2 separate regions of the Homo sapiens genome follow, and region 2 is linked to region 1. Evidence: read pairs that join two places in POLR2A ChIA-PET (ENCODE). Cell type or tissue: GM12878. All regions are shown on one strand. Each heading gives the region's core, and the rest is flanking DNA. Links, peaks and the distances in the headings are about the cores only. Region 1 has its middle 55 kb from the start of ERO1B. Region 2 overlaps ERO1B (endoplasmic reticulum oxidoreductase 1 beta).

Evidence for each region. ChIA-PET counts read pairs that join two places held together with the same protein. Peaks named below come from ENCODE experiments on the same cell type or tissue, not always from the same donor. Only the 100,000 strongest peaks of a DNase experiment are listed, where the experiment ranks them.
Region 2: POLR2A ChIA-PET joins it to region 1 with 7 read pairs; 6 of 35 experiments call an interaction of 5 or more read pairs at or near these places.

What each region holds. Positions count from the first base shown.
Region 1 is chr1:236,335,285-236,338,201 of GRCh38, forward strand. No RefSeq gene overlaps it. Among named protein-coding and RNA genes, the nearest start is that of ERO1B, 55 kb to the left of the region's middle. In GM12878, for the core only: no CTCF peak of the experiment used is centred there; no DNase peak of the experiment used is centred there.
Region 2 is chr1:236,273,318-236,276,234 of GRCh38, forward strand. The region is part of intron 1 of ERO1B (endoplasmic reticulum oxidoreductase 1 beta); the gene reads right to left. Among named protein-coding and RNA genes, the nearest start is that of ERO1B, 7.2 kb to the right of the region's middle. In GM12878, for the core only: no CTCF peak of the experiment used is centred there; no DNase peak of the experiment used is centred there; H3K4me3 peaks cover 506 bases; H3K27ac peaks cover 410 bases.

The DNA.
Region 1 (2,917 bases), core at 189-2,688:
CCACGTGGCTTGAGGCATTAGCCCAGGTGCAGCAGGACGTATTAGTGAGGCACAGTCTCTGCCTTGGCCCACAAGAAAGAAACCGAGAGCAATTCTGACACCTGGCTGATGCGTCCAGGTTGACCTGACAGGTCCAAAGTGGTGATAATTAAAGTCGGGGACAAATTTGTACCACTTTTTCTAACTAGATGACTCCCATGGTAGAGAAAACAGACTGTAATGTGTGCATTAAAATGGGTCGCTTGGCTGGGCATGGTGGCTCACATCTGTAATCCCAGCACTTTGGGAGGCCAAGGCAGGCAGATCACCTGAGGTCAGAAGTTCAAGACCAGCCTAGCCAACATGGTGAAATCCTGTCTCTGCTAAAAATACAAAAATTAGCTGGGCGTGGCGGCGCATGCCTGTAATCTCAGCTACTCAGGAGGTTGAGGCAGGAGAATCCCTTGAACCTGGGAGGCAGAGGTTGCAGTGAGCTGAGATAGCACCACCGCACTCCAGCCTGGGCAGCAGAGTGAGACTCTGTCTCGAAAAATAAATAAATAAATGAATAAATAAATAAATAAATAAATAAAATGGGTCAGTTATCCCCCTGGAAGTTTCCCCCAAGACACCAAGAATAGCTTCATTTTGGAGAGATCTCTGCAGTTACCTTAGGGCTACTTAATTCCCTCGTGGTGTTTTCTTAAATACTCTTAAGGTCTCTTAGGCCCACCCCTAAAATACAAATCCATGTATTTTGGAAGGAAGACAAATTAATGCATAGCTTCCACACCAGAAGTGCAGTGTCAGGGGACCACATGGTGCCCCTGGGAAAAAAAGTAACAACTGTTGGGATCCCCCAAGTAAGACCCATATCAGTTGAAGGGCATAGGTTGAGTGCCTCCAACATGGCTTCCTGGCAGGCTGAAAACCCTAGAGTTCCCAGCTTAGTGTGAATAATTGAGTCTAGTCCTTGTTTTGCTTCAAGTCCAGTTTATCCAGTTTGTCCACATCACCAACCAGGCAGTGTTCATCTACCCAAGGGATGACCAAGCAACATCTACAGAAATAGGGTGGGGAAGATGACCACAGGTGTTGACAGGTGTTTTGTGTGGGAGGTGCAGGAGTTGGGCCATCCCCTGCAGTGGCCTTTTTGGTCAGATGAAGAGGCATGACAATCAAACCATGGTTAGAGCTATCTGGCAGGGGATGGGAGGTACAATAGTCAGTTAAATGTCAAGGGCTTGTCAGGGTTTAGGAGACCTGCACCAGGGCATTTTCCTAGGTGAGGATGGCTTGAGGTACATTTCTGAAAGGCAAAAGATCATTAACATCAATCCCTCCCCGACACCACTTGGGGTCAAGGGTGTTCCCTCTCCAGGTACCTGAGTGTTGCTCCTCCCCCACCATCACACGCTCAGTAAGCCTACCCAGTAGCTAGAACTTCACCTTTTTTCAATCATCTCCCACCCACACCCGACCCTTCTATCTTGAATGGTCATGTACGACAGGGACAAAGGCATCTTTTAAAAACTTACAGAGGTTTATCATATGCTCCACACCTTGGCCCGCAGAGGTCATTATAGAGACACTCTGCAAACAATAGACTCAAACAAGTGGTCATTATCTTCAGAAAGGCAGGAAGTGGCTGGGCCAGGTGATTCACGCCTGTAGCCTCAACACTTTAGGAGGCCAAGGTAGGAGGATCCCCTGAGCCCAAGAGTTTGAGACCAGCCTGGGCAACATTGTGAAACCCCGTCTCTACAAATTTTTTTTAATTAGCTGGGCATGGTGGCATGCACCTGTAGTCCCAGCTACTCAGGAGGCTGAGGTGGGAGAATCGCCTGAGCCTGGGAGGTTGAGGCAGCAGCAGTGAGCTATGATGGAGCCACTGCACTCCAGTGTGGGCAACAGAGCAAGACCCTGTCTCTAAAAAAATAAAACATAAGAAAGAAAGGAAGTTTGGAAGATCTAGGGACCAAGAAAGCAAGAATCAATGGGTCATCAGAATAATGGAACACCAACAGTCCCTTTTCATTCTTGGTTTGAATCCTCAAGGTTCAATTTCAGAACAGACTTTTAATTTTGGCCTACTCTGATTCACTTGTCCACATTCACTAAGTTCCACTAAGACCACCTGCAGCTGGGGATGGTAGTACCCCAGAGGGACAAGAAAAGTATATTGGTTTAGCAAACCCAATACATGTCCATTATAGGAGGTCATGTTTCAGTCACATTTTTCCATTGGCAATCTTTTGACTTGTAAAGAAAAAATTAGTCACAACTCTTGTTAAAGATGGTAAGGGAGACTTTATTCAAGGTGGGCTCTGACAATGGGGTTTTGTAGTAAGGGAGAGAAACAGGGCTCAACCCTGAATACAAGGACCAGTGGAAATTTATAGCCAAGGAGTATGGTGAGTGTCAGTGGAGGGAAAATTACTAAGAGAAAACACCAGGGATAAGTTGGGATTCCGGCTAAACCACCTTGGCAGGATTACTGTGTAAGGCAGGCAAGGGTGACAAGATATTGAGGGTGGGGGATAAGGAGTTTGATCAGATATCAAGAAGGATCAGATAGGCTAGGCATGGTGGTGCACACTTGTGGTCCCAGCACTTTGGGAGGCCCAGGGGGGCGGATAACTTTAGGTCAGGAGTTGGAGCCGGCCTGGACAACATGGAGAAACCCTGTCTCTACTAAAAATACAAAAATTAGCCAGGCATGGAGGCACACACCTGTAACCCCAGCTACTCAGGAGGCTGAAGCAGGAGAATCACTTGAACCCGGGAGGCGGAGGTTGAAGTGAGCTGAGATTGCGCCACTGCACTTCAGCCTGGGTAACAGAGCAAGACTCCATTTCAAAAACAAAAACAAAAAGAATGGTCAGATAGCAAGTGTGAAGGATTTTCATTAAACTGATGCAGCAGGGTTCTTGCTAAA
Region 2 (2,917 bases), core at 126-2,625, 62 kb before region 1:
CCCTGTAAATCCCATTTTCAGAATTCTGGCCCCCAGAACTACAGCATAATAAATTTATATTGTTTTTAAGTCATTATATTTGTGGCAATTTGTCACAACAGCAATAGAAAATTACCACAATCCAAATTTAGATTGTTTTCAGATTTGGCTAAAGAACATTGCTACACAAATGTTTCTGGGCACATATTCTGGTGTAAAAACACATGCAAGAGTTTCTCCAGGTTGGGCCAGGCACAATGACTCACACCTGTAATCTTAGCACTTTGGGAGGCGGACACAGGAGAATTGAGTCCAGCCTGGGCAACATGGCAAAACCCTGTCTCTACAAAAGTACAAAAATTAGCCAGGTCTGGTGGTGAGCATCTGTAGTCCCAGCTACTCAAGAGGCTGAGATGGGAGGATCACCTGAACTCAGGGGGTCGAGGTTGCAGTGAGCCAAAATCACACCACTGCACTCCAGCTTGGGGAAAAGAGCGAGACCTTGTCTCAAAAGAAAAAAAAAAAAAAAAAAAAAGAGTTTCTCCAGGTTATATGCTTAGGAATAGAACCGCTGAAAGTATATGTTCAGCTTTTTCAGGAAATGGCAAAATGATTTCCAAAACAGTTTTACCAATTTATCAGCCCCTCAACAATGAATGGGACTTACTGTTGAGCCATATCCTATTTTTTTTTTTTTTTTTTTTTGAGACAGAGTCTCACTCTGTCACCCAAGCAAGAGCGCAGGATCACAGTCTTGGCTCACTGAAACCTCCGCTTCCTGGGTTCAAGTGATTCTCGTGCCTCAGCCTCCCGAGTAGCTGGGACTACAGGCACATGCCACCATGCCCAGCTAATTTTTGTATTTTTAGTAGAGACAGCGTTTCACCATGTTGGCCAGGCTGGTCTCAAACTCCTGGCCTCCAGTGATCCGCCTGCCTCAGCCTCTCAAAGTGCTGGGATTGCAGGTGTGAGCCACTGTGCCAGCCCATATCCTCATCAATATTTAATATTAATCTATGCTTTAATTTTTGCCAATCTAGTTAGCATGAAAGATTATCTTTTTTCTTATTTGCACTAAGAAGGTACAATGTTCATATGTTTTATGACACATTTATATTTCTTCTTGTGTAAAATGTCTATTTATATCTTTGATTCACTTTTCTGTTAGGTTATCTTCTTCATACTCATCTGCAGAAATCAATACTGCTTCTTCCCTATTCTATTATATTCTTTTAGAACTCCAATTAGATGTATTAGACATTCTCACTCTATTCTCCAGGTATCTTAAGTTCTCTTTAATATTTATTATCCCATTGTCTCTTTAGATTTCATTCTGAATAATTTATTTGCATCTATCTTCCATTCACTTATTCATTAATTCAGCCTATTTACTGAGGCCCAACATAAGATTTGCACTGCTTTAAGTGCTGGGGATATAAAATTAGAAGAAAAAAAAAAGACAGACAAAAATCTCTGCCCTCAAGGAGTTTACATTCTCATAGGGAAAAGGGGGTGCAAAATGAATGAACAAAGTACAGAATGTCAGATGGTAATAAAGTGATATAGATAAAACTAAGGACTGGAAACAGACTGCAGAACTGGGGCTGCTAACCATTTAAAATAGGACAGTTACAGAAGGTGTCATGAAATTTTGGCAAGGAGCAAGACATGCAGGTATCTGGGGGGACAGCATTCCAGGCATTGGGAGTGAGTGCAAAGATCCTAATGCAGTAAGCTTGCCCCATGTTTTTGAGGAATAAGGAGGACTATACAATAGGCAAGAAGGAGAATTAGACCACTATAAGATTTTAGCTTTTACTGAATCTGAGTTATTTTCTCACACCAACCAATTCTCCAACTCTGAGACCAACTGGGTGGTGTCCAACAATTCAATTCTGACACTATCCACCATCAGTGCAGACCTACAAATTAAGGGCTGAGTCCCACAAGATGGCCCCACTCCTGACACAAATCTCAGGTCCTGAGCCACTTGTTCTTCTGACTGGCTATCAATTGTGGGTTCCTAGCACTTCCATTGCAGGTTTGATAATTTGCCAGAATGGCTCACAGAACTCAGAAAGACACTTTACTTACAGTTATCAATTATAAAGGATACAACTCAGTAATAACCAAATGGAAGAGATGCATTGGGCAAGCTACTAAGGCAGAGGGATGTGCAGAGCCTCCGTGCCTCTCTCAACATGCCACCCTCCCAATAAGTCAATGTATTCCCCAACCCGGAAGCTCATCAAATCAAGTTGTTCAAGAGTTCTTACGGAGCTAAATCTCCAGCACCCACCTCTCCCCTTCCTGCAGATTGGTGGGGCCAAAAGTTTCAACTTTCTAATCACTTGGGTCTTTGTGGTGACCAGCCCCCAATCCTGAGGCTATCTATGTAGGGTCCCCGTCTTAAGTCATTTCATTACTATAAACACAAGTGTGATTGAAAGGGGCTCATTATGAGTAACAAAAGGCACTCCTATGACTCAAATTCCAAGGGTTTTAAAGGGCTCTATGTCAGCAATCAGAAATAAAGACCAAATATATTTTTGGATGACACCATGTGAGACAGGAAGCCAATGGGGAGTTTTAAGCAAAGGGTGACAGGAATTTGGTGAGGATAGAATGTTTCTCTTTTATATTTGTGTGGTCAGGGACATTTAAGACAAGAGATGTCAGATAAAGTGACACTTTAGCAGAAATCTAACAGAGTGAATCATATGAATACACGAGAAAAGTGTGTGCTAGGTAGAAGAAACAGTACAAAGGCTTTCAGGCAAGAATGTATCTGCCATGTTTAAGAACAACAGGCAGGCCAATTTGGCTGGAGCTTATGTATAAGGGGGGAAGACTGTGGAAAAAGCAGATTTGGGGGAAAAGATCAGAAATGTGGTTTCTATATCAAGTTTGTGATATCTATTAATCCTCCAAGTGGAGA